Linked DNA regions of Homo sapiens: region 1 is linked to region 2. Evidence: read pairs that join two places in POLR2A ChIA-PET (ENCODE). Cell type or tissue: MCF 10A. All regions are shown on one strand. Links, peaks and the distances in the headings refer to the core of each region. The heading gives the core; the rest is flanking DNA. Region 1 overlaps BCAS3 (BCAS3 microtubule associated cell migration factor). Region 2 overlaps BCAS3 (BCAS3 microtubule associated cell migration factor).

The links. ChIA-PET counts read pairs that join two places held together with the same protein. Peaks named below come from ENCODE experiments on the same cell type or tissue, not always from the same donor. Only the 100,000 strongest peaks of a DNase experiment are listed, where the experiment ranks them.
Region 1: POLR2A ChIA-PET joins it to region 2 with 9 read pairs; 3 of 35 experiments call an interaction of 5 or more read pairs at or near these places.

The regions. Positions count from the first base shown.
Region 1 is chr17:60,880,827-60,897,306 of GRCh38, reverse strand. It overlaps BCAS3 (BCAS3 microtubule associated cell migration factor), which reads right to left. Exons shown (of 24, transcript NM_017679.5): 10 at 7,536-7,612. Among named protein-coding and RNA genes, the nearest start is that of BCAS3, 210 kb to the right of the region's middle. In MCF 10A, for the core only: no CTCF peak of the experiment used is centred there; no DNase peak of the experiment used is centred there.
Region 2 is chr17:60,933,348-60,949,827 of GRCh38, reverse strand. BCAS3 (BCAS3 microtubule associated cell migration factor) reads right to left here. Exons shown (of 24, transcript NM_017679.5): 14 at 2,476-2,609. Among named protein-coding and RNA genes, the nearest start is that of BCAS3-AS1, 190 kb to the left of the region's middle. In MCF 10A, for the core only: no CTCF peak of the experiment used is centred there; a DNase peak (open chromatin) is centred at 8,577.

The sequences.
Region 1 (16,480 bases), core at 5,900-9,899, 52 kb after region 2:
CACATATAAAGGAAACCTCATCACATTAACTGTAGATTTCTTAGCAGAAACCTCACAAGCCAGAAGACAATGGAATTATAGATTCAAAGGGTTGAAAGAAAAAAGTATGTCAGTCAAGAATACTGTATCCAGCAAAATTACCCTTCATAAATGAAGGAGAAATGACATTTTTTCCAACAAGCAAATTCTGAGAAAATTCATTATCACTATATTGACCCTACAAGACATGCTCAAAGTAGCCCTAAACCTGGAAGTGAAAGGACAACATTTAGTATCACAAAAACACACCAAACTATGAAACTCACTGGTAAAGCAAAGACACAAAGGAGAAAGAGAAAGAACTCAAAGAGTACCACTGCAGAAATCCACCAAACCATAACATCAAACAATAAGAGAAAAAGAATGAAACCAAAAATATACGAAATAACCAGAAAACAATCAACAATATAAGAACAAAGTCTCACATATTAATAATGACTTTGAATGTAAATAAAATAAATAATCCACTTAAAAGAGACAGAATAACTAAATGGATTTTTTTAAATGACCCAACTATATGCTCCTTACAAGAAACTTACCTTACCATAAAGACATATGTAGACTAAAAGTAAAGGGGAAAAAAAAAGAGATATTCCACACAAATGGAAACCAAAAGTGAACAGGGGTAGTTATACTTATATTAGATAAAACAGACTCTAAAGTCAAAAACAGCTGGAAAAAAAAAAGACAAAGAAGGTCATTATATAATGATAAAGGGATCAATTCAGCAAGAGGATATAACAGTTCTAAATATATATGCACTCAACACTGGAGCACACAGATTCCTAAAGCAAATATTAGTATATACTATATCTAAAGAGAGAGATAAACTGAAATACAGTAATAGTGGGGGACTTCAAAACTCCTCTCAGCATTAAACAGATCATCTAGCCAGAAAATCAACAAAGAAACATTGGATTTAAACTGGACTTTATTTATTTATTTATTGAGACTGAGTCTTGCTTTGTCACCTAGGCTGGAGTGCAGTGATCTCAGCTCACCACAACCTCCACCTCCTGGGTCCAAATGGTTCTCTTGCCTTAGCCTCCCAAGTGGCTGGGATTACAGGCACACGCCACCATGCCTGGCTATTTTTGTATTTTTAGTAGAGACAGCATTTTGCCATGTTGGCCAGGCTGGTCTTGAACTCCTGACCTCAAGTCATTGGCCCGCCTTGGCCTCCCAAAGTGCTGGGATTACAGGCATGTGCAACCGTGCCTGGCCTTAAACTGGACTTTAGACCCAATGGACCTAATAGACTCTTATAGAGCATTCTATCCAACAACTGCAGAATATACATTCTTAGCCCATAGAACATTCTCCATGATAGACCATATGTTAGGCCACAAGTCTCAATACACTTTTAAAGACTGAATCATATCAAGTATCTTCTCAGACCACAATGGACTAAAACTAGAAATAAATACCAAAAGGGACTCTGGAAACTTTACATATGGAAATCAAATAACATGCCCCTGAACACTACTGAGTCAATTCTTTAAAATCTTGAAACAAATGATGATCTTGAAACACAACATACCAAAACTGTGGAATACAGCAAAAGGTGTGCTGACGGAAGTTTACAACAATAAACGCCTACATCAAAAAAGTACAAAGATTACAAATTAACAATCTAACAATGCACCCAAAGGAGCTAAAAAAGAATAAACCAAACCCATAATTAGCAGAAGAAATGAAATAATAAACAGAGTAGAACTAAGCAAAATAGACTAATGAAACAATACAAAAGATCAATGAATAAAAAATTGGTTCTTCAAAAAGATAAACAAAATTGATAAACACTAGCTAGATTAACCAAGAAAGGAAAGACCCAGATAAACAAAATGAGAAATGAAAAAGAGAACATTACAACTGATACCACAGAAATACAATAGATCAGCAAACTATTATAAAAAGCTATACACTGAAAATCTGAAAAACCTAGAGGAAATTGATAAATTCCTGGAAACATACAACCTAACGTAACAAGATTGAATCAGGAAAAAACAGAAATCTGAGCAGACCAATAATGAGTAGTGAGAGTGAGTAGGTAATAAAGTCTCCCAGAAAGCAAGCCCAGGACTAGACAGGTTCACAGCTGAATCCTACCAAATGTACAAAAGAGATCACCAATTTTCCTGAAACTATTCCAAAAAAATAAAAGAGGAAGAAACTCTCCCTAACTCATTCTATGAAGCCAACATCATCTGATACCAAAACCAGACAAGGATGCCACAAAAAAGAAAACTATAGGCCAAGATCCCTGATGAACACAGACACCAAAATCTTCAAGAAAATGCTAGAAAATCAAAACCAACAGCACATCAAAAATATAATAGACCACAATCAAGGGGGATTTATTCCAGAGACATAGGGATGGTTCAACATATCTAAATCAATAAGTGATAATCACATCAACAGAATGAAGGACAAAAACCATATGATCATCTCAATAGATACAAGAAAAAGCATTTAATAAAATTCAACATCCCTTCATGATAAAAACTCTTAACAAACTAGGCATAGAAGGAAATTATCTCAAAATAATAAAGACCATATATGACAAAACCACAGCTAACATCAGGCTGAATGGGGAAAATTTAAAAGCCTTTCCTCTAAGATTTACTACAAGACAAGGATGCCAACTTCACCACTCGTATTCGACACAGTACTGAAGTCCCAGCCAAAGCAACAAGGCAATAGAAAGAAAGAAAAGGCATCCAAATTGGAAAAGTAGAAGTCACATTGCCCCTCTTTGCTGATGACATGATCTTGTATCTAGAAAAACCTAATGATTTCACACACACGCACAAAATCTTAGATTTGGTAAACGGATTCAGTAAAGTTGCAGGATATAAAATTAACATACAAAATTCAATAGCATTTCTATACACCAATAATGATCTAGCAAAGAGGCAATCACATTTACAATAGTTACGAAAATATATATATAAGAAGAAATTTAACCAAGGAGATGAAAGATCTCTACAAGAAAAAACTACAAAACACTGATGAAAGAAATTGTAAACACCAACAAATGGAAAAACATCCCAAGCTCATGAACTGAAAGAATCAATATGATTTAAATGACCATACTGGCCAGAGAAATCTATAGATTCAGCACAATTCTTATCAAATTATTAATGTTTTTTCCACAGAATTGGAAAAAGCTATCCTAAAGTTCATAGGGAAGCAAAAAATAAAATAAAATAAAATAAAATGGGGTGGGGCAGCAAATGGCCAAAGCGGTCCTAAGCAAAAATAACAAATCAGGAAGCATCACACTGCCTGATTTCAAACTATACTACAAGGCTGCAGTAACTAAAACAGCATGGTACTGGTACAAAAGTAGACACATAGGCTGGGCATGGTGGCTCATGCCTGCAATCCCAGCACTTTGGGAGGCCAAGGTGGGTGGATCATTTGAGGTCAGGAGTTCAAGACCAGCCTGGCCAACATGATAAAACTCCATTTCTACTAAAAATACAAAAATTAGCCAGGTGTGGTAGCATGTGCCTATAGTCCCGGCTACTCAGGAGTCTGAGGTGAAAGAATCACTTGAACCCAGGAGGCGGAGGTTGCAACAAGCAGAGATTACGCCACTGCACTCCACCCTTGGCAACAGAGCTACACTCTGTCGTGCAAAAAAAAAAAAAAAAAAAAAAAAGATCATAGGTCAAGATAACTGAACAGAGAACTGAATAACATCAGATACTTATAACCAACTGATATTTTGTTAACAAAGTTGACAAAAATACACAATGGAGAAGGGACACCCTATTCAATAAACGGAGCTGGGAAAATTGGCTAGTCATATGCAGAAGAATGAAACCAGACCCCTATCTCTCACCATATACAAAAATTAACTCAGATGGAATAAAGACCTAAATGTAAGACCTGAAACTATAGAAATCCTAGAAGAAAACCTAGGGAAAAACTCTTCTAGACATTGTCCTAGGCAAGGAATTTATGACAAAGACCCCAAAAACAAATGCAACAAAAATAGACAAATGACACTTAATTAAACTAAAAAGTTCCTGCACAGCAAAAGAAATAATCGATAGAGTAAACAGATAAACTACACAATGGGAGAAAATATTTGTAAATTATGCATCCAACTAAGAATCTACAAGAAACTCAAACAACTGAACAAGAAAAAAACAAACTCCAATAAAAACCCCAAAGGACATAAACAGACATTTCTCAAAAAGAATGTAAATGGCCAACAAACAAATGAAAAAAAAATGTTCAACATCACTAATATTCAGAGAAATGCAACTTAAAACCACACCAAGATACCATCTTATGCCAGTGAAAACGACTTTTTATTTTTATTTTTATTTTTGAGACAGAGTTTCATTCTTGTTGGCCAGGCTAGAGTGCGATGGCATGATCTCGGCTCACCGCAACCTCCACCTCCCGGGTTCAAGTGATTCTCCTGCCTCAGCCTCCCGAGTAGCTGGGACTACAGGCGCCCACCACCACACCCAGCTAATTTTTTGTATTTTTAGTAGAGACAGGGTTTCACTATGTTGGCCAGGCTGGTCTCGAACTCCTGGCCTCACGTGATCCACCCACCTCGGCCTCTCAAAGTGCTGGGATTATAGGCATGAGCCACCATGCCGGGCCGAAAACGGCTATTCTTAAAAAGCCAAAAACGGCCGGACGCTGGGGCTCATGCCTATAATCCCAGCACTCTGGGAGGCCGAGGCGGGCAGATGACCTGAAATTGGGAGTTCAAGACCAGCCTGATCAACATGGAGAAACCCCATCTCTACTAAAAATACAAAATTAGCCAGGCATGGTGGCGCATGTCTGTACTCCCAGCTACTTGGGAGGCTGAGACAGAATCACTTGAATCCAGGAGGCAGAGGTTGCGGTGAGCCGAGATCATGCCATTGCACTCTAGCCTGGGCAACAAAAGCAAAACTCTGTCTCAAAAAAAAAAAAAAAAATAAGTCAAAAACAACAGATGTTGACAGGAATATGGAGAAAAGGGGATGCTTATACACTGTTGGTGGGAATGTAAATGGAAAAGAGTATGGAGATTTCTCAAAGAACTAAAAATAGAACTACCATTCGACCCAGCAATCCCACCACTGGGTATATATCCAAAGGAAAAGAAATCATTAATTTAAAAAGGACAGGCACTTGTATTTTCATCGCAGTACTAGTCACAATAGCAAAGTCATGGAACCAAACTAGGTGTCTATCAGCAGCTGATTATTTGAATAAAGAAAATATGGTTATACACACCATGGAATACTTTGCAACCACAGAAAGAATGAAATCATGTCCTTTGCAGCAACATGCTTGGAGCTGGAGGCCATTACCTTAAGTGAACTAACTCAGAAACAGAAAATCAAAAATAGCATGTTCTCACTTATAAATGGGAGCTAAACAATGGGTACACATGATGATGAAAATGGAAATAGGCAGTGGGGACTCCAAAAGGGGGAGGGAAGAGGCAGCTGAGGGTTGAAAAATCACTTATGGGGTACAATGTTCAATATCTGGATGATGGATACACTAGAAGCTGAATCCCCACCCTTACACAATATACCTGTGTAACAAACATGCACGTGTACCCTGTGAATCTCAAAACTAAACAAAGATATACGGCTTCTTAAGATTTTATAGTCAAAGAGCATTTTCACTGAAAGAGACTGGTACCCCAAAATTTAATTCAATTTTACAATTCTATACTCAGCCCCAAAGCTAAAACAATTAGAAACTAATAAATGCTAGCTCTTATGAAAATACTATGTAAGGACATTTATCTAGAAATATTTTGAGATGAAAGCACGACATTTGACTCACAAACTCCTTGTGAAGGCCACTACGTTGTCTGGTCTCTGTACATGACACCAGATATTAACATGTATTCCTGAAGAGGGAAAACAACTGGTGCATATTCAGGCTATGCATCTATGAAGGGAGTTCTTTCCCCTCAAAGGCAATATGTAACTACTTACATATTACCTCCACTTCCAAATGGGCAGTTCCCCATATGTGAGAATACATCCACAAGAACCAAGGGACAATTTATACATCTTTGTCTTGAATGTTTCCAGCACTCAAGGGAAATGCTTTACAGATAGAAACATTAGAAGATACCATTGTGTCACTACACTTACTTGTATGCCTTGTTTTGTTTGAAAAGAATAATTTGAAAGAGCTATTTTTACAAGATATACTGGAAAATCAAGAGAAAAAACAAAATGGAATATAAATACAGAATTCAGGAAGATGTAACATATCTAGTAGTTAGACAGATTTATGGATAAGATCTCAAAGAATTTATGCAGAAAAATAATTTTCTTCAGTAGTTTCTTGATTTTTGTACATTCCAGAGGCTAGAAATTTAGTAGATTTGGCTTTACCAAATAACTACTTTACTTACCACATCCTAATTTTGTCAAGAACTATTTCATATTAATTCATATTAATCTCAAGATACAATAACTATGCAACTAGCAAAAACGAAACCAAAAATAGTAATATTCTTTTAGAAGATTTCATTCTATATTCACATGCAGGGTACTAAATGGAATTAAAAGAATTTTATCTTTCTTTTTGAAGATTCAAATTTACCTTTTTCCTTAAATCAGACATAAGTAAAATTCCTAGTGCATATAGTATCTTCACTTATTATGATGACCTTAATAAATAAATTGATAAATAACCGAAGAAGTCAACAAAATGTGAACATGTGTGATTTAACTATTAAAACAAATGGCTGAACCCTTATTTAGATATAGTTGTTAGCATATAGTTAATGTAAATTAAATTATTCTTTTTTTTTTTCCTTTTTTGAGACAGGGTCTCACTCTGTTGCCCAGACGGAGTGCAGTGGTGCGATCTCAGCTCACCACAACCTCCACTTCCCAGGCTCAAGCAATTCTCCTGCCTCAGCCTCCTGAGTAGCTGGGATTACAGGCGCATGCCACCACGCCCGGCTAATTTTTGTATTTTTAGTAGAGACGGGGTTTCACCATGTTGGCCAGGCTGGTCTCGAACTCCTGACCTCAAATGATCCACCTGCCTCAGCCTCCCAAAGTGCTGGGATTACAGGCGTGAGCCATCACGCCTAGCCTTGTCAATTAAATTATTCTATGCCCAGGTTTCTAATCTACCAATGAAGACAGAAGTTACTCCTGCCTCCTGATTTCTAAAAAGTCAAAAACTACTTTCCTTAATACCACTACTGTGGTCATCTCAATGCTGCAAATTAATAGAATGAAGTTCTCTATATAAAACCAAGCTAAAACAATTAAGGTTCTACAGAGTCTGGACTTAATGACAACTGCCAAACATTTATAAATTCTTAAACGAGTTCAATTATTAGTTGCACAATTAAAACCAAACCAAAGCAAATGAACTAGTAAGTAAAACATTTATTATTGGTAATCAACTATGGAGCACAGGTATTTTTTATGGAAAATCCTTCAACACTTGCTCCATTACAAATAATCCAAACACAGGCCACGTCTTACCTTGTTTTCTGCATAAGCAAGCCAGCGGCTCCCAAGAGCAATAGGATTCATGTTTGGCCCTGGACATGGATAGCAGCCTGAAAAATTTCAAATGGCACTATTGAGAAATTTCTTAATAACTTTTCTGTTGGTGCATCATATATCGATGCCAGAAAAACAGAAAAATCAAATGCTTATATTTTTTCAAGTCTCACATAAAATTCCTGTAACACTAGTCATTATTTTGTTAGCTAAGTAAGGTGCATTTTTCCCCCTCTATTTAGTTTCCTTTTGGCTTAACTCTGTCCCAATAAGAAACAAATCTGGAAAGAACTGGTCATCACTTTCAGCAAACACTGGGCATTTTATACAGTTATTCCTAAACATGAGAATGAAGTTAACAGGGCCATTTTAAGTCTAACATTCATAAATCAAGGAAGAATTTTGGGAGAGGAGAGAGAAATGATATGATGGGTTCAGGAATTTAAAGGCAAAAGATAAATGAGACTATCAGACATGATACTACAATGAGGAGAGAAAAAGAACAAGTATTTGACCTCACTGAGGCCAATGAAGACAAGTAACTCTGAAAGTCTGCCTCCACAGAAAGATGTTAGGGAACTGCATAATCCTTTGTATTTACATTTCACTCAATATCATTCTTCTTGCTTGCAGTTCTAGCCAATAACAACAGTTAATTGTTCTATGACATATATTTACTGTTTATTTTCTATCTTCCTCCAACTTGATTACAGGGATGTGTAAATTGAAGAATCGGTTTTCTTCGCCGCTGACTCTTCCCTGCTGCCACTCCCTAGTCATTCTGACTATGTTCCTATTGCTATGCTCAAAAGCACTAAAGAAGCACACCTTACTGTCACTTCCAGTACACAGCCATTTTTAGCCTAGCTCCCTAAACTGCCATCTATTTTGAATTTTCGTCTTGAAAAGAAAATAATAAACTTATAGAGAAGAGACAGACCCTAAAAGAAAGTCCACATAAACAAAATAAAAGCTTTCTCATTTTATTGCTCCCTTTTTAAAAAACTGTTCATTCATGCTACTGTTTGAAGGAGTATGTTTGCAATACTTAGGGTTTCCGGAAAACTGACTTCAGGTTAACTGTAATATTACTATTATCTATTAAATGCATATTATGGAAACATATATAGGACAAAAACACACTAAAAATTATAAAAAGACAACATACTGTAATATAAATTGTGTAGTATTTACACAATAGATTAGACCATTGAATAGATTAATCTTATTCATTAAAAATATAATTTTATATGAGTATGTATACATGTATTCCGCTGACAATTTCAGAGCTGGAGAAATGAGGATAAATATGATCTATAAGAAAGTTTTTCCCCTTTTAAAATTCGTCATGAAAAATAGAACCAAGTACTTGTGAACAGTGGTGTTACATTAGACACAGAGAATCTCCTGAATTAGCTTTAAAACTAAATAATCTAACTCTCAATAAATTCTGATAACCACTTTAACCTCACAAATACAAAAGGGTCCTAAGGAAAAACACAGTTTACAATTCTTCATTTCATTTTTTGAGTCCGTATTTTTAGAGTTCAGTGGACCTCAAGAATTACAGTATATTGTAATGAAAACAACTGTTTTCCTGCTTGCCAAAAGAATGCTTTATAGCTGGAATCAGCAGAACATAAGCCACTCAGCACCATCCCAACCTTATAAGCATGACTCTTTTAAAGATTAATCTTTGCCTCCAGGTAAAGTCTGAAAACAAGTGAAGGGGTTGGGGGGACATGAATCTCTATAATACTAGGCCTAATTCTAACATGTTTACAATTTTATTGGACAAAGAGAACTGGATGTTAAAAGAATTCATTTCCCAATTTAAATGAAGGTAAAAAATTTTTAGAAGCACACTATATTTGTCCATTACTAAAAAAGTAATTAAGAAGGTACACAAGCATGATGCAATTTTAGATGGCATCCTCCCAGAAAGTGGTCCTAATGGAGAGGTGACCTGAATTCATTTCAAAAAACAAAAAAACTGAACTGCTCTCTGTGATACTTTGCCTTATTTCTCCTGGCAAGGACAAATAAAAAGTCTGAGCCCTTTTTTTAAAGAAAACAGTTATTTACATTTATAAGTCCACTGATTTTCAACAAGAATACCAAGACAAGTCAATGGTGAAAGAAGTCTTTTCAACAAACGGTGCTGGGACTACTGGATATCCAAATGCAAAAGCATTTGGACTGGAATGAACGTGGACCCCTATCTCATACCACATACAAAAATGGATCAAAGGCTTAAATATAAAAGTTAAACAATTGAGGAGCCAAGATGGCCGAATACGAACAGCTCCAGTCTACAGCTCCCAGCGTGAGCAACGCAGAAGACGGGTGATTTCTGCATTTCCATCTGAGGTACCGGGTTCATCTCACTAGGGAGTGCCAGACAGTGGGCGCAGGTCAGTGGGTGCACGCACCGTGCACCGTGCGCGAGCCGAAGCAGGGCGAGGCATTGCCTCACCTGGGAAGCGCAAGGGGTCAGGGAGTTCCCTTTCCGAGTCAAAGAAAGGGGTGACGGACGCACCTGGAAAATCGGGTCACTCCCACCCGAATATTGCGCTTTTCAGACCGGCTTAAAAAACGGCGCACCACGAGACTATATCCCACACCTGGCTCGGAGGGTCCTACGCCCACGGAGTCTCGCTGATTGCCAGCACAGCAGTCTGAGATCAAACTGCAAGGCGGCAGCGAGGCTGGGGGAGGGGCGCCCGCCATTGCCCAGGCTTGCTTAGGTAAACAAAGCAGCCGGGAAGCTCCAACTGGGTGGAGCCCACCACAGCTCAAGGAGGCCTGCCTGCCACTGTAGGCTCCACCTCTGGGGGCAGGGCACAGACAAACAAAAAGACAGCAGTAACCTCTGCAGACTTAAATGTCCCTGTCTGACAGCTTTGAAGAGAGCAGTGGTTCTCCCAGCACGCAGCTGGAGATCTGAGAACCGGCAGACTGCCTCCTCAAGTGGGTCCCTGACTCCTGACCCCCGAGCAGCCTAACTGGGAGGCACCCCCCAGCAGGAGCACACTGACACCTCACACGGCAGGTTATTCCAACAGACCTGCAGCTGAGGGTCCTGTCTGTTAGAAGGAAAACTAACAAACAGAAAGGACATCCACACCGAAAACCCATCTGTACATCACCATCATCAAAGACCAAAAGTAGATAAAACCACAAAGATGGGGAAAAAACAGAACAGAAAAACTGGAAACTCTAAAACGCAGAGGGTCTCTCCTCCTCCAAAGGAACGCAGTTCCTCACCAGCAACGGAACAAAGGTGGATGGAGAATGACTTTGACAAGCTGAGAGAAGAAGGCTTCAGACGATCGAATTACTCTGAGCTACGGGAGGACATTCAAACCAAAGGCAAAGAAGTTGAAAACTTTGAAAAAAATTTAGAAGAATGTATAACTAGAATAACCAATACAGAGAAGTGCTTAAAGGAGCTGATGGAGCTGAAAACCAAGGCTCGAGAACTACGTGAAGAATGCAGAAGCCTCAGGAGCTGATGCGATCAACTGGAAGAAAGGGTATCAGCAATGGAAGATGAAATGAATGAAATGAAGCGAGAAGGGAAGTTTAGAGAAAAACGAATAAAAAGAAATGAGCAAAGCCTCCAAGAAATATGGGACTATGTGAAAAGACCAAATCTACGTCTGATTGGTGTACCTGAAAGTGATGGGGAGAATGGAACCAAGTTGGAAAACACTCTGCAGGATATTATCCAGGAGAACTTCCCCAATCTAGCAAGGCAGGCCAACGTTCAGATTCAGGAAATACAGAGAATGCCACAAAGATACTCCTCGAGAAGAGCAACTCCAAGACACATAATTGTCAGATTCACCAAAATTGAAATGAAGGAAAAAATGTTAAGGGCAGCCAGAGAGAAAGGTCGGGTTACCCTCAAAGGGAAGCCCATCAGACTAACAGCAGATCTCTCGGCAGAAACCCTACAAGCCAGAAGAGAGAGGGGGCCAATATTCAACATTCTTAAAGAAAAGAATTTTCAACCCAGAATTTCATATCCAGCCAAACTAAGCTTCATAAGTGAAGGAGAAATAAAATACTTTACAGACAAGCAAATGCTGAGAGATTTTGTCACCACCAGGCCTGCCCTAAAAGAGCTCCTGAAGGAAGCGCTAAACATGGAAAGGAACAACCAGTACCAGCTGCTGCAAAATCATGCCAAAATGTAAAGACCATCGAGACTAGGAAGAAACTGCATCAACTAACGAGCAAAATCACCAGCTAACGTCATAATGACAGGATCAAATTCACACATAACAATATTAACTTTAAATGTAAATGGACTAAATTCTCCAATTAAAAGACACAGACTGGCAAATTGGATAAAGAGTCAAGACCCATCAGTGTGCTGTATTCAGGAAACCCATCTCACGTGCAGAGACACACATAGGCTCAAAATAAAAGGATGGAGGAAGATCTACCAAGCAAATGGAAAACAAAAAAAGGCAGGGATTGCAATCCTAGTCTCTGATAAAACAGACTTTAAACCAACAAAGATCAAAAGAGACAAAGAAGGCCATTACATAATGGTAAAGGGATCAATTCAACAAGAAGAGCTAACTATCCTAAATATATATGCACCCAATACAGGAGCACCCAGATTCATAAAGCAAGTCCTGAGTGACCTACAAAGAGACTTAGACTCCCACGCATTAATAATGGGAGACTTTAACACCCCACTGTCAACATTAGACAGATCAACGAGACAGAAAGTCAACAAGGATACCCAGGAATTGAACTCAGCTCTGCACCAAGCGGACCTAATAGACATCTACAGAACTCTCCACCCCAAATCAACAGAATATACATTTTTTTCAGCACCACACCACACCTATTCCACAATTGACCACATAGTTGGAAGTAAAGCTCTCCTCAGCAAATGTAAAAGAACAGAAATTATAACAAACTATCTCTCAGACCACAGTGCAATCAAACTAGAACTCAGGATTAAGAATCTCACTCAAAGCCACTCAACTACATGGAAACTGAACAACCTACTCCTGAATGACTACTGGGTACATAACGAAATGAAGGCAGAAATAAAGATGTTCTTTGAAACCAACGAGAACAAAGACACAACATACCAGAATCTCTGGGACGCATTCAAAGCAGTGTGTAGAGGGAAATTTATAGCACTAAATGCCCACAAGAGAAAGCAGGAAAGATCCAAAATAGACACCCTAACATCACAATGAAAAGAACTAGAAAAGCAAGAGCAAACACATTCAAAAGCTAGCAGAAGGCAAGAAATAACTAAAATCAGAGCAGAACTGAAGGAAATAGAGACACAAAAAACCCTTCAAAAAATCAATGAATCCAGGAGCTGGTTTTTTGAAAGGATCAACAAAATTGATAGACCGCTAGCAAGACTAATAAAGAAAAAAAGAGAGAAGAATCAAATAGACACAATAAAAAATGATAAAGGGGATATCACCACCGATCCCACAGAAATACAAACTACCATCAGAGAATACTACAAACACCTCTACGCAAATAAACTAGAAAATCTAGAAGAAATGGATAAATTCCTCGACACATACACTCTCCCAAGACTAAACCAGGAAGAAGTTGAATCTCTGAATAGACCAATAACAGGAGCTGAAATTGTGGCAATAATCAATAGTTTACCAACCAAAAAGAGTCCAGGACCAGATGGATTCACAGCCGAATTCTACCAGAGGTACAAGGAAGAACTGGTACCATTCCTTCTGAAACTATTCCAATCAATAGAAAAAGAGGGAATCCTCCCTAACTCATTTTATGAGGCCAGCGTCATTCTGATACCAAAGCCGGGCAGAGACACAACCAAAAAAGAGAATTTTAGACCAATATCCTTGATGAACATTGATGCAAAAATCCTCAATAAAATACTGGCAAACCGAATCCAGCAGCACATCAAAAAGCTTATCCACCATGATCAAGTGGGCTTCATCCCTGGGATGCAAGGCTGGTTCAATATACGCAAATCAATAAATGTAATCCAGCATATAAACAGAGCCAAAGACAAAAACCACATGATTATCTCAATAGATGCAGAAAAAGCCTTTGACAAAATTCAACAACCCTTCATGCTAAAAACTCTCAAGAAATTAGGTATTGATGGGACGTATTTCAAAATAATAAGAGCTATCTATGACAAACCCACAGCCAATATCATACTGAATGGGCAAAAACTGGAAGCATTCCCTTTGAAAACTGGCACAAGACAGGGATGCCCTCTCTCACCACTCCTATTCAACATAGTGTTGGAAGTTCTGGCCAGGGCAATTAGGCAAGAGAAGGAAATAAAGGGTATCCAATTAGGAAAAGAGGAAGTCAAATTGTCCCTGTTTGCAGACGACATGATTGTATATCTAGAAAACCCCATTGTCTCAGCCCAAAATCTCCTTAAGCTGATAAGCAACTTCAGCAAAGTCTCAGGATACAAAATCAATGTACCAAAATCACAAGCATTCTTATACACCAACAACAGACAAACAGAGAGCCAAATCATGAGTGAACTCCCATTCACAATTGCTTCAAAGAGAATAAAATACCTAGGAATACAACTTACAAGGGATGTGAAGGACCTCTTCAAGGAGAACTACAAACCACTGCTCAAGGAAATAAAAGAGGATACAAACAAATGGAAGAACATTTCATGCTCATGGGTAGGAAGAATCAATATCGTGAAAATGGCCATACTGCCCAAGGTAATTTACAGATTCAATGCCATCCCCATCAAGCTACCAATGACTTTCTTCACAGAATTGGAAAAAACTACTTTAAAGTTCATATGGAACCAAAAAAGAGCCCGCATTGCCAAGTCAATCCTAAGCCAAAAGAACAAAGCTGGAGGCATCACACTACCTGACTTCAAACTATACTACAAGGCTACAGTAACCAAAACAGCATGGTACTGGTACCAAAACAGAGATATAGATCAATGGAACAGAACAGAGCCCTCAGAAATAATGCCACATACCTACAACTATCTGATCTTTGACAAACCTGACAAAAACAAGCAATGGGGAAAGGATTCCCTATTTAATAAATGGTGCTGGGAAAACTGGCTAGCCATATGTAGGAAGCTGAAACTGGATCCCTTCCTTACACCTTATACAAAAATCAATTCAAGATAGATTAAAGATTTAAACATTAGACCTAAAACCATAAAAACCCTAGAAGAGAACCTAGGCATGACCATTCAGGACATAGGCATGGGCAAGGACTTCATGTCCAAAACACCAAAAGCAATGGCAACAAAAGACAAAATTGACAAATGGGATCTAATTAAACTAAAGAGCTTCTGCACAGCAAAAGAAACTACCGTCAGAGTGAACAGGCCACCTACAAAATGGGAGAAAATTTTCGCAACCTACTCATCTGACAAAGGGCTAATATCCAGAATCTACAATGAACTCAAACAAATTTACAAGAAAAAAACAAACAACCCCATCAAAAAGTGGGCAAAGGACATGAACAGACACTTCTCAAAAGAAGACATTTATGCAGCCAAAAAACACATGGAAAAATGCTCATCATCATTGGCCATCAGAGAAATGCAAATTAAAACCACAATGAGATACCATCTCACACCAGTTAGAATGGCAATCATTAAAAAGTCAGGAAACAACAGGTGCTGGAGAGGATGTGGAGAAATAGGAACACTTTTACACTGTTGGTGGGACTGTAAACTAGTTCATCCATTGTGGAAGTCAGTGTGGCGATTCCTCAGGGATCTAGAACTAGAAATACCATTTTACCCAGCCATCCCATTACTGGGTATATACCCAAAGCACTATAAATCATGCTGCTATAAAGACACATGCACACGTATGTTTATTGCGGCATTATTCACAATAGCAAAGACTTGGAACCAACCCAAATGTCCAACAATGATAGACTGGATTAAGAAAATGTGGCACATATACACCATGGAATACTATGCAGCCATAAAAAATGATGAGTTCATGTCCTTTGTAGGGACATAGATGAAATTGGAAATCATCATTCTCAGTAAACTATCGCAAGACCAAAAAACCAAACACCGCATATTCTCACTCATAGGTGGGAATTGAACAATGAGATCACATGGACACAGGAAGGGGAATATCACACTCTGGGGACTGTGGTGGGGTGGGGGGAGGGGGGAGGGATAGCACTGCGAGATATACCTAATGCTAGATGACGAGTTAGTGGGTGCAGCGCACCAGCATGGCACATGTATACATATGTAACTAACCTGCACAATGTGCACATGTACCCTAAAACTTAAAGTATAATAAAAAAAAAAAAGTTAAACAATTAAATTCTTAGAATGAAATACTGTAAATTTTCATGACCTTGGATTGGGCAATGGTTTCTTATATAGGACAAAAGAAAAATACATAAATTGGACTTCATCAAAACAAATGCAAATTTAACATGCTTTAAAAGACACCATAAAGAAAGTGAAAAGACCAGGCCAGGTGCGGTGGCTCACGCCTGTAATCCCAGCACTTTGGGAGGCCGAGGTGGGCGGATCACAAGGTCAGGAGATCGAGACCATCCTGGCTAACACAGTGAAATCCCATCTCTACTAAAAATACAAAAAATTAGCAGGGTGTGGTGGCGGGCGCCTGTAGTCCCAGCTACTCGGGAAGCTGAGGCAGGAGAATGGCGTGAACCCAGGAGGCGGAGCTTGCAGTGAGCTGAGATCGCACCACTGCACTCCAGCCTGGGTGACAGAGCGAGACTCCGTCTCAAAAACAAACAAACAAACAAAACAAAACAAAACAAAAAAAAGAAGAAAGTGAAAAGACAATCTAAAGAATGAGGGAACATTTTTTGCAAAAAGATATATCTGATAAGTGACATATCTAGAATATAAAATATTACCACTCAGTATTGAAAAGACAAATAATTTAAAA
Region 2 (16,480 bases), core at 6,565-10,564:
TATTTTCTCCAAAGTGAGACTATATCTAGAAGCTGATTTGTTAGTTTAGTGCAAAAGTAACTATAGTTAACAATAATTTATTGTATATTTCAAAATAATTAGAGGATTGGATTTAGAATGTTCCCAACACAAAGAAACAATGGATATCCCAATTAGTCTGACGAGATCATTACGCATTGTATGCCTGTATCAAAATATCACATGTACCCCACAAATAGGTACAACTATTATGTACCCATAAAAATTAAGAATAGGCCAGGGTGGTGACTCACACCTGCAATTCCAGCACGTTGGGAGGCTGAGGCAGGAGGATCACTTGAGCTCAGGAGGTTGAGACTGGCCTGGGCAACACAGTGAGACAACATAGTGTCATCTCTACAAAAAAAGAAAATAAACTGAAAAAATTGCCAGGTGTGGTGGCATGCACCTGTAGTCCCAGCTACTTGGGAGGCTGAGACAGGAGGATCACTTGAGCCCAGGAGGTCAAGGCTGTACTCAGCTATGATCCTGCCACTGCACTCCAGCCTGGACAACAGAGCAAGACCCTGTCCTCAAAATACTACTACTACTAATAATAATAATTGTATAAGAAACCTTAGAAATAATTTTTAAAATTTTACTTAAGCCAGTTTTATGTTAGAATATTTCCGTGAGGCTGGGCGCGGTGGCTCACGTCTATAATCCCAGCACTTTGGCAGGCCAAGGCAGGTGGATCATGAGGTCAGGAGTTCAAGACCAGCCTGGCCAACATGGTGAAACCCTTTCTCTGCTAAACATACAAAAATTAGCCAGGCGTGGTGGCACATGCCTGTAATCCCAGCTACTCAGGATGCTGAGGTAGGAGAATTGCTTGAACCCAGGAGGTGGAGGTTGCAGTGAGCCGAGATCATACCACTGCACTCCAGTCTGGGCAACAGAGCAAGACTTCATCTTGAGGGAAAAAAAAAAAAAGAATATTTCAATGAAAAAACTTTCCCTCATCAACTACTTGATTGTCTTATTAAATTGATAACAAGAAAAGTGGGGTAAACACTGTATATTTTTGGTTTATCAGTTTTCAGAGTGAGTTAGTAAATAAGCAACCTAGAGTAATGCCTAATACTTTTTCAAACATATTCTTATAAACTATTAGCGTTTAAGTTCTCTAAATTTAAGACATTTCAATCCATTATAGTCATTTATTTTGGTGGGAATTCAAGAGAAACATCACTTTAGACTGTTGGAAAATGATAGGCTAGTCAATAAATAGAGTAGGGTCAAATGGCTATCTTGTAGAATAACATATATACAGTGTTATATTGGCAAGTGCATATAAGGTATGAAACAAAAGGTGTTTGAGATTTTAAGCGATTAAGACAATACACAATATCTACCATGTGATATTAAGAATATTAAATATATGTGGGCCAGGCGCGGTGGCTCATGCCTATAATCCCAGCACTTTGGGAGGCTGAAGTGGGTGGATCACGAGGCCAGGAGTTTGAGACCAGCTTGGTCAAGAGATCAGCCTGGCCAATATGGTGAAACACCGTCTCTACTAAAAATGCAAAAATTAGCCAGGCATGGTGGTGGGTGCCTGTAATCTCAGCTGGTTGGGAGGCTGAGGCAGGAAAATTGCTCGAACCCGGGAGGCAGAGGTTGCAGTGAGCCAAAGATCGCAGCGCCACTGCACTCTAGCCTGGGCAACAGAGCGAGACTCCAACTCAAAAAAAATAATAAAAATAAATAAAAATTAAAAATTAAATAAGAATATTAAATATATGTGAAGCACTTAGCGTGGCACCTGATACAAGCGCTCAGTAAATCATGCATATGAACATATGTGTACCCATGCACGTGTACGTGATTATCTGCTGGTAAATGTTTAAAATCTAGCTCTCTGAGGAAAAAAATAGCCCTGATTTGTAGTGTTTGCAAATTTTCATGATCAAATAGTCCCAACATGGGTGATTTCACGCAATCAAAATAATATCACTAAATACCGTGCCAAGGAGGGATGTGCGCAACTGGTTCTCACTAGCCTCCACTGTATTCATATATCCATATTCATCATGAAACTATTTTTGTATATATGAATATGTCCATGTTTATATGTATATGTGTGTGTATGTATGCACATACATATTTATGTACACAGAATCCAAATGCCTAGTAAAAGGTCTGGAGAGACAGCAAATGAATGACAGGAGTTTTCCCTGGGGCAAGAAATGGTCTCAGGTTGGGAAAAGCAGGATAAACAGCCCTACTGTTTTATCAAAATTCATTGAATTTTTAAACAAAAAAATGTTCATCTAGTGCTTATGTATTTACTGGGTCAAAACGGAATTTTTCCCTATTTATCTAACCCATTCTATCACAGACAGCAATATTTTCTCACAAACATCAACATTAAGCTGCAATGTAATATAAATGACCAGCTAGAGTAGATGTCATATTACACCAAGAAATCGCCTTCTGAAAAATTATACAGCTTACTTTGGCTTCAGTTTCTCCCCTGTGAAGAGTATACAGATGGTGGACAGCACATTGTGATGAGGACCAAGGATGAGTCAGAATTTGGAAGACATGAAAGTCATGGCCAAGGGTGTCTGTTGTGACTAGAAGCATTCCTGGAAGACAAAAAACAAAGGGTAAAAATAAAAATGATTATGTATGTGGATGAAATATTCTAAAAAGCTATTCACAATATTTAAAATATTACCAATGGGAAAAAAATTACCAAGGCTATAAGAAACTTTACAAAAGAAAAAAATAAAATATCTTTTTCATGTGAATACCAAGCTTAATGACACATCAGTATATCAGCAAGGTATAAACACTAGATGTGCAAGTATTATGGCATTCCTGTAAAACTAGCAGAGAGAAGTTTGATATTCCTGAATTTACAGAATTCATAATTTTATTTTATTTTTTTCCTGAAGCAGAACCTCACTCGGTTGCCCAGGCTGGGGTGCAGGTGCCTGATCACAGCTCACTGCAGCCGCAAATTCCTGGGCTCAAGAGATCCTCCTGCCTCAGCCTCCCAAGTAGCTGGGACTACAAGCACATGCCACCATGCTTGGCTAATTTTCTTTTATTTTTGTAGAGACAGGGTCTCACCATGTTGCCCAGGCTGGTCTCAAACTCTGGGCCTCAAGCAATCCTTCTGTTGTGGCCTCTCAAAGCTCTGAGATTACAGGCATGAGCCACCGTGCCCAGCCACAATCATTTTTCAAAACAAAGAATGTGAAAATGACATACCCCCCATGAAACTCCCTCTTTTGCAATTTCTTCAAGCTTTAATTCTACGCTCCAATTTATCTACTGATCCAACTACTACTTCCTGTACTTAATTCACCATGATATTTATTGAAAATGCCAATAGAGTCTATTACAGAGAAAGTTCTTAATTTTGATGAGATGTCATAGCTAAGAATTCTTTGCCTAACCCAAGGTCACAAAGATCTTCTCTTTCCTTGTAAAAGTTTCATAATTTTATGTTTTACATTTAGGCCTATCATCATTTTAATATTTGTATAAGGTGTGAGGACCTTATACAACAGGTTATAAGGTGAGGATCCTATACAAAACATGGACAAGGTTAACTTATTTGCATAAGATGTCCAATTGTTCCAGAAAGACTTCTTGAAGACACTGTTTTTTCTCCATTGAAGTAACATTGTCAACTTGCCAAGGATCAATTGGCTATTTGTGTAGGCCTATATCTTTTTGAGATGGAGTCTCGCTGTCTCCCAGGCTGGAGTGCAGTGGCGCGATCTACGCCCACTGCAAGCTCCGCCTCCCAGGTTCACGCCATTCTTCTGCCTCAGCCTCCCAAGTAGCTGGGACTACAGGCGCCCGCCACCATGCCCGGCTAATTTTTTGTACTTTTAGTAGAGACGGGGTTTCACCATGTTAGCCAGGATGGTCTCGATCTCCTGACCTCATGATCCGCCGGACTCAGCCTCCCAAAGTGCTGGGATTACAGGCATGAGTCACCATGCCTGGCATTTTTTTATTTTTTATTTATTGTTATTATTATTATTATTTGAGACAGTCTCGCTCTGTCACCCAGCCTGGAGTGCAGTAGTGCATTCTTGGCTCACTGCAACCTCCACTTCCTGGGTTCAACAGATTCTCATGCCTCAATCTCCCAAGTAGCTGGGACTACAGGTGTGCGCCACCATGCCTGGCTAATTTTTGTATTTTTAGTAGAGATGGAGTTTTGACATGTTGGCCAGGCTGGTCTCAAACTCCTGGTCTCAAGAGATCCGCCTACCTCAGCCTCCCAAAGTGCTGGGATTACAGGCGTGAACTACCATGCCAGGCCAAGGCCTATTTTTGAAGTTCTATTCTATTAATTCAATTTCTGTGTCTATACATTCACTAATACCACATTCTTGGTTACTGTAACTTCACAGAAAATCTTGAAATCAGGTAAAATGAGCCTTTTCCTGCCTTTTTCAACATTATTTTAGCCATTCTTGTTTAGGATTTTGAGGGAACTGTATTGAGTGTAATAAATTAATTTGGGGACAACTGTTATCCTAATATTGTGCCTTCTGATCTATTAACACAGCATATTTCTTGATTTAGATCTATTTTGACTTCTTTTTGTTTGACACACAGATTCTGAAAATATTGTCTTTTAGAGTTATTATAAATGGTAATATTTTTTAAAATGATCAATTTTTGCTTGCTAGTGCATAGAGATAAAATTGATGATTTTTTATCTTGACAATGTATGTTTCCTGCAAGTTCTAGGGGTTTTTTTATACAGTACAAGAATTTTCTTTGATGACAATTACGTAGTTTAGGAACAATCACAGTTTCATTTCTTCCCTTCTGACCTACATGCCTTTTCTTCAATTTTCTCGACTTACTGCATTTGCTGAGGCAAGCAGAAATAGGAAGGAGAGATTTCTGTGTTGTAGGAGGAAAGCATTCAATCTTTAAGTATAACATTATGTATAGGTTTTTTGTAAAAGTCCTTCGTAAAATATGTTGAGAGTTTTTATAATGAAAGAAAATTGAATTTTTCAAGTGCTTTTCTGCAGCTATTGAAATGATTATGTGGCTTCTCTTTTTAAATCTATTAATATAGCGAATTCTAACAATAACTGATTGTCAAATGTTGAATATGCCTTGCATTCTTGGGATAAGCCTCGTTTGGTCAAAATCCTTTATTATAAGCAGCTAGATTCAATTTTCTAATATTTTCTTGAATATTTTCTTATCTGTGTCCCTGAGAAATACTGATTTGTGGTTTTCTTTTCTAATAATGTGTTTGGATGATTTTGATATTTAGGATAATCCAGGCCTCAAATAATCAAATGGGAATGCTCCTTACTCTGTTAATTTCTGGGGAAAAAAAAGATGTAGGATTGCTATTATTTCTTCGTTAAATGTTTAAGGGAATTTTCAAGTAAAAATATTTGGGCCTATTTTTGAAGATTTTTAACTACCATTAAATATTTTGTTAATTTTTTAATTTAAAATTTCTTCTTTGATGAATTACTTTCTGTAATTCAAGGAATTCATCCTTTTAATATCTGTAGAGACATTAATGATATCCACTTTTTCATTCACGATATTGGTAATCTGTGTCTTCTCTGTTTTTTTTCTTCACCAGTCTGGTAAGGTCTTTTTAAGGTTAACCTATTTGGTTTCATAACTTTCTGTTTTTCTCTTTTCAATTTCACTGATTTCTGTTACTATATTTATTATTTCCTTTATTCTCCTTGTTTTGGGTTCATTTGCTCTTCCTTTTTTCGAGTTTCTTATGGGAGCAGCTTAGATTATTGTTTCAGGAACTTTCTTCTTTTCTGGAGTAAGCACATATAGGTATTAATGTCCCTCTAAGCCTGCTTAGCTAAATGTAACAGATTTTGATATGCTGCAATTTCATTTATATTCAGTTTTAAATGTTTCCTAGTTGCTTTGTCTTTTGCTCGTGGGTTATTTAAAGGTATATTGTTTTGTTACCAAATATTTGGATATTTTCCAGATATCTTTCAGATATTATTGCCAGTATAATTTCATTATGACAAGAAGTTACTTCTTTTACATTTGTTAAAGTTTGTTTTATGGCTTGAAATATGATCCTTGTTCCATATACACTTGAACACCTAGAATATATTCTAGAAAGGTATGTAATTGGTAGTGATGTTTGCATCTTCAATTTCCTTACTGACTGACTGCTTTCTGTTCCATTACTGAGTAGGAGTTACAGTCTCCAAGGATAATTGTGGACATGTGTAGTTTTCCTAAGTTATATCAGCTTCCTAAATTTTAGAGCAAGGTTCATACACATTTAGGATTGTATGAAGTCTTGGTCAATTAACCCTTTTAACATGATTTAACCGTGGTTATTTTCCTTGCTCTGAGGTCTAGTTTTTTCTGATATTAACTTTACCACTCCAACTTTGTTTTGATTGGTACTTGCATGGTATATATTTTCCATTCTTCTACTCTATATCTATCAATATAGGCTTCTTTTAGATAACAGTTGGGTGCTCTCACACTCGCTCACTCTCTTTCAATCAAATCACTGCCTTTAATTGGTATTTGTAGTTTATTCATATTTAGTACTTACTGGTAGGGCTGGACTTAGGTCTACCAATTTATTATTATTTTTGCTTGTCTTGTTTCTGTTTTTTATTTCTCTTTTCATGTTTTCTTGCTGTTATGGGACTATTTATTTGGAATATTCAATTTTTATGAAATGCTAATTTCAACATTTTATTCAGTTTTATTTCTCTTCTCATGGTTTCTTGCTGTTTTGAGACTACTTATTTTTAACAATATTTATTGTTGAATGTTAAAAATAAATAATTTATCTATGGACTTTTGAGCTATATCTCTTTATATTAAAATTTTACTGGTTGTTCCAGAGATTATAATACACATATCTAACTTTATGTGCCTGTTCAGTTGTATTTTGTCCAGGTTTCATAAATGTTTTCTATGGGAAGGATGGTTTCTACGTTTACCTTGCTATTCCCAGAAGCAGAATCACATTAGTATAAGCATTTAAACTAATGTTTTGTTGAACAAAAAGGCATGAAAGAATATTAAGCATCTGTGGGAAGACAAGATAGTCATTTCAGTGAAAAGATGAAGTAAATTTGAGTTTGCTATTTCTTTGGCAAACATAAGGTACAGCTCTAGTCACTATATTAAAATATCCTACTAGATGCCACTGTCCTGGCTATTTCCAAGAGAATACATTTTAGAAAATGAAAGGTACCATTTATTATAAATAATTTAATAAATTATTAAACCTACAACAATATATATAACCTTACCTCTCATTATATGTCTAGCTATGATCATGAGGTTATTGACATAGTTTATATTCTTTACTTACTGTTATTCAAACAATAAATTTGTTTTGTTTTGTTTTGTTTTGTTTTTGTTTGGAGATGGGAGTCTTGCTCTGTCACCCAGGCTGGAGTGCAGTGGCACAATCTTGGCTCACTGCAACCTCCGCCTCCCGGGTTCAAGCAATTCTCCTGCCACAGCCTCCCGAGTAGCTGGGACCACAGGCGCCCGCCGCCACGCCCAGCTAATTTTTTGTATTTTGATAGAGAGGGGGTTTCAACCATGTTGCCCAGGCTGGTCTCTGACTCCCGAGCTCAGGCAATCTGCCCACCTCAGCCTCCCAAAGTGCTGGTGTTACAGGTGTGAGCCACCGCACCCGGCCTCAAACAATGAATTCCTAAGTTTAGGCATGAATGCTTTGTTGTCCATTTGTAGACAGTGTTTTGCCACTCCTACTTTTTTGCTGAGTTATACTAAGTTTGAATGATCATAAATCCACTACTATCTTCTGACTCCACCTCTCTGTAACAAATTTTCTGCACTTGACAAACAATTCAATAGAAACATCATTCTGACAGGAAATAAGATGAATTTGCATTTGTAACATATATTCCTCACCTACTATAAACTTCATTAAATTTCGTTTTAAATCATACCATTTTATGTAGAATGAGCATTCAAATAAAGGTCCTCATTTGCCAAATCAAGACTATTATTGTTTTACATATGAATGAAAATCACAAATGAACACGTTCCCATATGTTCCTAGCTTTTCAAACTGGCATTCATCTCTGTTTAGTTATGATTATGTAAAACAAATTCAAATTTTCAGGAAAATGTCCACTAAAAAATTATGCCTATTATCTTCTCTGTATCCTATCTCAAACACTTTTTTCCACCCCTCCATGCAAATGTGGCTTCTACAATCCACCAGTAAGTTTACTTTTTTCACAAAATTTTAAAAATAATATAAAAAATTTAAAGAGCAGAAAGGAGAAAAAGAAATAGCTAGTATAGGACTACATAGTCACGTGCTTTCTTTTCATTTAGAATTTCCTCTTTTGCACACATTCTGCCAGGGAAATAGCAAGCTTTTTTTTCTTCTAGAAAACAAGTTAAAATGCACATATACATAAAAGGAAAAACTTGTGCAGAGTAGACTGTGGCTTGAGAACTATTTATGCTGCATCAGAAGACTAAACCAGACTCTGGCCTGGCCATAAACTAAACCCACGCCCCAAATGAGGTGCCAAGCCACAAAAAGCATTTGCGTCATCTGGGAATACAAGGAAAAAGAAGGACTTCTAATTATAGGGCCTGGAAGCGGAAGCCTAGAGTGATTAGCTGTTTAGGCACTTCTGTATGTTTATCTGGAAGCTTCCTCTCCCTCACTCTTAGCCTCAAGTTTGATAGATGAGCATTAGCGTTAGAGGGTGGGGATTCAAGCTGCTGATGGTACACAGCGTTCTCCAAAATCTGAGGTAGCTGGAGACTGAACATTAAGGCTTTTGTGGCCTCACACGAACATAAGTCTTTTCAACTGGGCGTCAGCTGGTTAACCCAAAAAGCAAAATTAAAGAATAGCAAAATTTCACCAGGCATATGCTATAAAATCTTGGAAACATGAGTAGGTTTGCCTTTTTTGCCATATCCTATTTATAACACCTACCTAATTGTATGGTTCTTTATCATATACACACATGTGAACTAGAAGACAAACTACCAGCTACTCACACTCTTTTCCAAAAAGAGACATAAACATGATTATGCTGAATCAAATAGAAATGTTTACAGGAATTCAGATTATATCATTCATAAAAGAATTTTATACTTTGGCATTAATGCTTGTTCATGTAATACTTTTCAATTAACACCTGTATAGATACAAACTTACAAATTACTTAATTATTTAGAAAAGTTAATAGCCAAATTTGTAAACACAAAAGCAAAGAAACAGAATCCCAGTACTGAAAGAAAGCGTTAACCTCCTCAGCTTACACAAATCATAATATCATAGCTTATTAAAGTCAGATTAATAAAACTTTCAAGCTGGATATGAATACTGGAAAACAAAGGTCCCAAAGTCTCCATATGGGCAGCATAAACTAGCTTACAGCAGCATATTTTTTAAGCTACTTACAAACACTAATAATCAAACTCATCAATGTATTCTTCCACTTTAGTAGCCTAAAATATAGTATATCGTTATCAAATTTGCTACATAACACTCTGTTAAAGGCACTGAAGTAAACACTACCAAAGCAGATGATTTAGCTGATCCCTTACAAAAGTTGCATATATCCATAACCAACATAAATTAGAAATCAGTGATATTGCCCTTATTTGTTTCATGTGGAAAAATCTATATAAAGTGAACAACTGATTTTCTAGCTCACTTTATTTTTTAATTTGTTATATTCGTCCTCCTGCATTTTTAGCAGTTCGAAGTGTATTAACATCATTATTTAAATATTTAATTATTTTCTTTCTCTTTGAATTGTACAATTTTCAGGCTTATGAAGACATCTCTGGTCATTTCCAGTGAGTTTTCATATTAAGCATTCTAATGTTCATTATTTTTAACAGATTTCCTTACCAAATAGATATTTAAGAAAGTGGTGTATGCCTACGTACATGTGTTCTCATTTTTTCAGGTTGTTGAGAATATTTGTCCATTGCCAGAATGTTTTTTAAAACTTTAACCTTTATGAATACATAATTTATATACAATAGATTCATTTTAGATGTACAGTATGATGAATCTGACAAATACATATACCTGTGTAACTACTACCATAGTCAAGAGAAAGAGCATTCAAAAAAAGTTCCCTTGTGTTCACTTGCAAACCATCCTCTCCCCAACCACCTGGCCCCAAGCAACCACTCATCAGCTTTCTATTATGCGGGATGAATACTGCCTGTTTTAGAATTTAATGAAATATAATCACACAATATTTTCTCAGTCTATTTGCTACAAGTAGCAGTATGTCATTCATTGATTTATATTGCTGACTAGTGTTCCATTTTAAATACATACCACAATTTATATATCCATTCCGTAGCTGTTTCTAGTTTTTTGTTTTTTCTTTTTTTTGAGATGGAGTCTTGATCTGTCAACCAGGCTGGAGTGCAGTGGCACCATCTCAGCTCACTGCAACCTCTGTCTCCAGGTTCAAGTGATTCTCCTGTCTCAGCCTCCTGAGTAGCTGGGATTGCAGGGGTTTGTCACCACACCTGGCTAAATTTTTTGTATTTTTAGTAGAGACAGGGTTTCACCATGTTGACGAGGCTGGTCTCAAACTCCTGGCCTCAAGTGATCTACCCACCTCGGCCTCCCAAAGTGCTGGAATTATAGGTGTGAGCCACCGCACCTGGCCTGTTTCTAGTTTTTTAATATTGTAACTCAAACAGCTATGAACATTCAAATACTAGTCTCCATGTGGACATGTTTTTCTTTTCCTTGGGTGAATATTTAGGAGAGAAATTGCAGGGTCATATATTAAATATTTATAAGAAACTGCCAAACTATTTTCCAATGTGGTTGTATAATTTTACATTCTCACAAGCTCCATAACTTCACCAACATTTGATACTGTCAGTCTTTTTAATAATTTCAATTGGTATTCTCACAGTTTTAATTTGCCAGTATTCCTTGGTTATCAGTGATGTTGATCAGTTTTTTGTGTGCTTACTGGCTTTTAAATATTTTCTTTTGTGACATGATTGTTTAAAATCTTTTCCTCATTTTAAATTGTATGTTTTCAATATCTATCTATCTATCTATCTATCTATCTATCTATCTATCTATCTATCTTCTATCAGAAATTTTCTCCCAGTCTGTGGCATGGCTTTTCACTATTTAACATTTTCCCAAAAGATTTCCAATTTTGATGAAGATTTTGTGGTTTGGGTGTTTATCTAAGAAATCTTTTTCTATCCCAAGTTTAAGGATATAACCTTACGTTTTCTTTTTAAAGTTTCATAGTTTTAGTGTTTATGCTAAGCCTATTATCCATTTAGAGTTAATTTTATGTATGATGTTAGTAAAGATTTATTTTTCCACCAAAAGATACCGCAGTTGTTCTAGCACCATTTGTTGAAAAAACTATACTTCACCTATTTAATTACCTGCCACTTTTGTCAAAAATCAAATGACTGTTCTGGACATTATTCCATTCACTCATCTATGTCTATACTTACTCCCTAAAAACCCTTTCTTGGTGAGCTTTAGATTAATTCAGAAATTTAGGTAGTTTAAGTCTTTAAAATTTACTCATCTTTTTCAAGATTGATTTGGCTATTTTAGGTCCTTTGAAATTCCATACAAATTTTGGCCGGGTGCAGTGGCTCACGCCTGTAACTCCAGCACTTTGGGAGGCCAAGGCTGGCGGATCACGAGGTCAGGAGATTGAGACCATCCTGGCCAACATGGTGAAATCCCGTCTCTACGGAGATGGCAGTGAGCCGAGATCTTGCCACTGCACTCCAGCTCCGTCTCAAAAAAAAAAGAGTGAGAAATATAATTGGAAAAGTCTAAGGATAAATGAGTGTTAGTTTCTGGTGTATATTATGTCCCAACACAAAGTTTAGTACTCAAGATCTATACATATCTACATGGTAGTATCAGACTGTAACCAGCCTCAAGGAAAAATTACAGATACAGATACAGTCAACTAATGCTAAATTCATGTCATAGACAATAATTGCTGGAAGTGCATAATAAAGTACACCTTGAATGGAGGTTAGTAGGAATTTGGTAGACAGAAGGGATAGTAAAGTGAAATAATTATGAACAGCATAAGACAGGAAGCAGAGATAAAGAAGAGGATTTCATGGAGAACAATCTGTATCAAGCAGATTCTTTATGTGTTAGGACTACAAAATAATTGGAAAGGTAAATATGGAAATGTAGGAATTTCTAAATGTAGGAAGGGCATTCTGTGTATTTCAGAGATGTGTGAAACAGATCTTTCAAACACTATGGATGTTGCTTAGAGAGGTACATACATAAATAAAATTCAACAAGCCGTATACTTAAAATTGGTGCAACTTATATTACGTAAGTTACAATTCAATAAAAATGAAGACAGACAAAAACAAAAATAAATGTGAGGACAAGATAAACTTGTTGGCTTTATATGGAGTGAATGGAGAAAGGGAAAATGCAAGATGTTTAACAGACCAGTTAGAAAGTTAAAACACTTGAGCAGCCACCCCACCCCCATGGAAGAAAAAAAAAAGAGAGAGAAAAACTCAAAACGCACCATTCAGAGAAGGATATATAAAAAAAAAACAGATATATGGTGAGGGGTAAAAAAAAGAGGTCAGTGACCCTCAGAAATAATGTCGCATATCTACAACCATCTGATCTTTGACAAACCTGACAAAAACAAGAAATGGGGAAACAATTCCCTATTTAATAAATGGTGCTGGGAAAACTGGCTAGCCATATGTAGAAAGCTGAAACTGGATCCCTTCCTTACACCTTATACAAAAATTAATTCAAGATGGATTAAAGACTTACATGTTAGACCTAAAACCATAAAAACCCTAGAAGAAAACCTAGGCAATACCATTCAGGACATAGGCATGGGCAAAGACTTCATGTCTAAAACACCAAAAGCAATGGCAACAAAAGCCAAAACTGACAAATGGGATCTAATTAAACTAAAGAGCGTCTGCACAGCAAAAGAAACTACCATCAGAGTGAACAGGCAACCTACAGAATGGGAGAAAATTTTTGCAATCTACTCATCTGACAAAGGGCTAATATCGAGAATCTACAATAAACTCAAACAAATTTAAAAGAAAAAAACAAACAACCCCATCAAAAAGTGGGTGAAGGATATGAACAGACACTTCTCAAAAGAAGACATTTATGCAGCCAAAAGACACATGAAAAAATGCTCATCATCACTGGCCATCAGAGAAATGCAAATCAAAACCACTATGAGATACCATCTCACACCAGTTAGAATGACGATCACTAAAAAGTCAGGAAACAACAGGTGCTGGAGAGGATGTGGAGAAATAGGAACACTTTTACACTGTTGGTGGGACTGTAAACTAGTTCAACCATTGTGGAAGTCAGTGTGGCGATTCCTCAGGGATCTAGAACTAGAAATACCATTTGACCCTGCAATCCCATTACTAGGTATATACCCAAAGGATTATAAATCATGCTGCTATAAAGACACATGCACATGTATGTTTATTATGGCACTATTCACAATAGCAAAGACTTGGAACCAACCCAAATGTCCAACAATGATAGACTGGATTAAGAAAATGTGGCACATATACACCATGGAATACTATGCAGCCATAAAAAAGGATGAGTTCATGTCCTTTGTAGGGACATGGATGAAGCTGGAAACCATCATTCTCAGCAAACTATCACAAGGACAAAAAACCAAACACTGCATGTTCTCACTCATAGGTAGGAATTGAACAATGAGAACACATGGACACAGGAAGGGGAACATCACACACCAGGGCCTGTTGTGGGGTGGGGGGAAGGGGGGAGGGATAGCATTTGGAGATATACTTAATGTTAAATGACGAGTTACTGGGTGCAGCACACCAACATGGCACATGTATACATATGTAAATAACCTGCATGTTGTGCACATGTACCCTAAAACTTAAAGTATAAAAAAAAAAAAGGTCAGTGAGTCTCAGCTTGGCTAAATGGGTGCTCAAAGAACCATGTATCATAGTACTTAAATGAAAATATAACAGACATGAATCAGGGTTCTGGTCCAAATGTTCAGAAAGTAAGTAACTAAGTAACAAATGATAATGATTAGATGAAAGATAAAGTTTCAAAGATAGTCATCAAGCATGCTGTATCAAATTGTACATCAGTTAACACATTTTGGGTATATGAGCATATGTTGAAAATATTACCAAATGACCAAGTGTCTCTGGAAATTAGGTTTGATTACCTACAGGAGCAGTATCAAAGCATGACTCTGTGACTATGTTACAGAACAAGTATATATAAGAAAAATGGCTGATCCATAAAAAAGATGACTGGGTAGGCAGGCATTCTGTGCACAACCAAATTATATATTTACTTATTCAATGTCTTCTTAGAAACAATCAAAGGAACAAAGAGAAAATTATAAAATCAGTTCATTTTTAATTACTATATCAATTATAGTATAAATTATTTAATTAACTATAATTGTATTTGATAGTATTATTTTACATTGTTGTACTCTTAAAACTATATTAACATCACATTTATTAATTCTCAATTCTAATTGATAAACATTACTTCCACTTTCTTAGCATTCTAGATATCCTTTTTAGACTTCAGATGCATGGAAGAATTAATCAGATTTTTCATTTCGTCTATGTTAATAAGTCCATACATAAACCTTCTCTTGCTATGTGCATTGCATTGCATTGCATTGTATTCCTCTACCTCCTGGGTTCAAACAATTCTCACGCCTCAGCCTCCCAAGTAGCTGGGATTACAGCTACGGGCATGAGCCACCACACCCGGCTGATTTTTGTATTGTTAGTAGAGATGGGGTTTCACCATGTTGGAAGGCTGGTCTGAAGCTCCTGAACCCAAGTGATTCGCCCACCTTGGCTTCCCAAAGTGCTAGGATTACAGGTATGAGTCACTGCACCCAGCCTCTTACTGTTTTTACATTTTCTCTTTGCTTCTCCGTTCCTGCACCCACTCTTCATTTCTCACTGCTCCCGACCACAGGTACCCACCTTACTATATATAATAAATCTCTTTGAAATGAATATATATCTTTGGGAAATATTTAGGCTGTTTTTAGAGCAATGTTCAAAAAATATTTAATGTATGGCAAGATACAGGCCAATCTGAATAAGAATAGTGAAACAAGGTGCCCACCATCCCCCACCAGGGAGGGAGGCTCAGAGGCTACTGGGACAGGCAAGAAGTATTCAAGTACTTCAGTGTTTAACAACTAGTAAGGGTATACTGATAAATGAAAAGTTGAAATCAACAGCTGCTTTGCATGTATGTACCTGACTATACAGATCCTTCTTTACCTTTTGCAAAATTAAATACTATGTTTATATTATTGTAAGTATTTATGTTATATTTGTTGTAGACAGGTCTATTTTTACAGGTATATATGTTGATTTCACATTTTTACATAGTATCCCAATGTATGCATTCACATATTCCATGAGTTCATTCACTATCAACTGAGCACCTTTATTCAATTAAGTGGTAGTGCTGTGGCAATAGTGATGAAGAATGGAAAAGGCTCTTCACTTACTGATGGAACCCAGGGCTACATTAGGACTTTAGGTGGGACCTGGGCATTTTTGTCTTCATGGGCACTCTCCTTCAGGAAAAAATACTTAAAGTTATATTTTTTTACTCCATTCTATTAACTTAAAACCATGTTTTTTTTTCTGCTTTTAAAGAAATCAGAAAATTATAGCGAGGTTCTAAAAGTATTGTGGTCCCTAGACACTGTACCTACTACCTAATCGTAAGTCACCCCTACAAAGATCCCTCTCTTACACAACTACAGTGCCACAATGAACAGAGAGCAAACAGAACTAATTCTTCAGAGAGTAAATCCATTACATGAGTAAAGGACACCACTTTACAAGATGATGAAACAAGAGAGTAAGTACAAACCTACTATGGAAACATCCTCTTCTAATGAAAAAAGGAAATAAATTCTTCAAGTTGCCTTTGCATTGTGAATGAAATAATATAGGTGTCTGGTAGTGATAAACCAGAAGCTGTCAGATTAAAAATCTCAAGCTATGTTATGCTGTAGATCTGTGATGCATTATAGATGTTAAAAATAAATCAAGACATGGTATTTCTCTAACCACTTGCTAGACAATGGGAAAACCTTTATGTCCAAAAAGAAAAACCTAAACTTCTTTAACAATTAACCCAAGACCACAATCACCTTTTAATATGTATCATTTAAGTAACCAGAAGAATTTCAAGTCTGCTAAAGATGCAGCCAAGCATCTAAAGGGGTACATATTTACTCTGTTTTGCTAGAGATTCAACACTCATTTTCCTCTTATTAATGGATGGAAAAGCAATTTCCCTGCCAAGGAGGGGTAATTATTTAAAATGTAGATGTGTTGTACTTTACATTTCTCAGTTGCTCAGCTGGCAGAAGTAATGCCTCTGAAAAGCAAATCAATTATT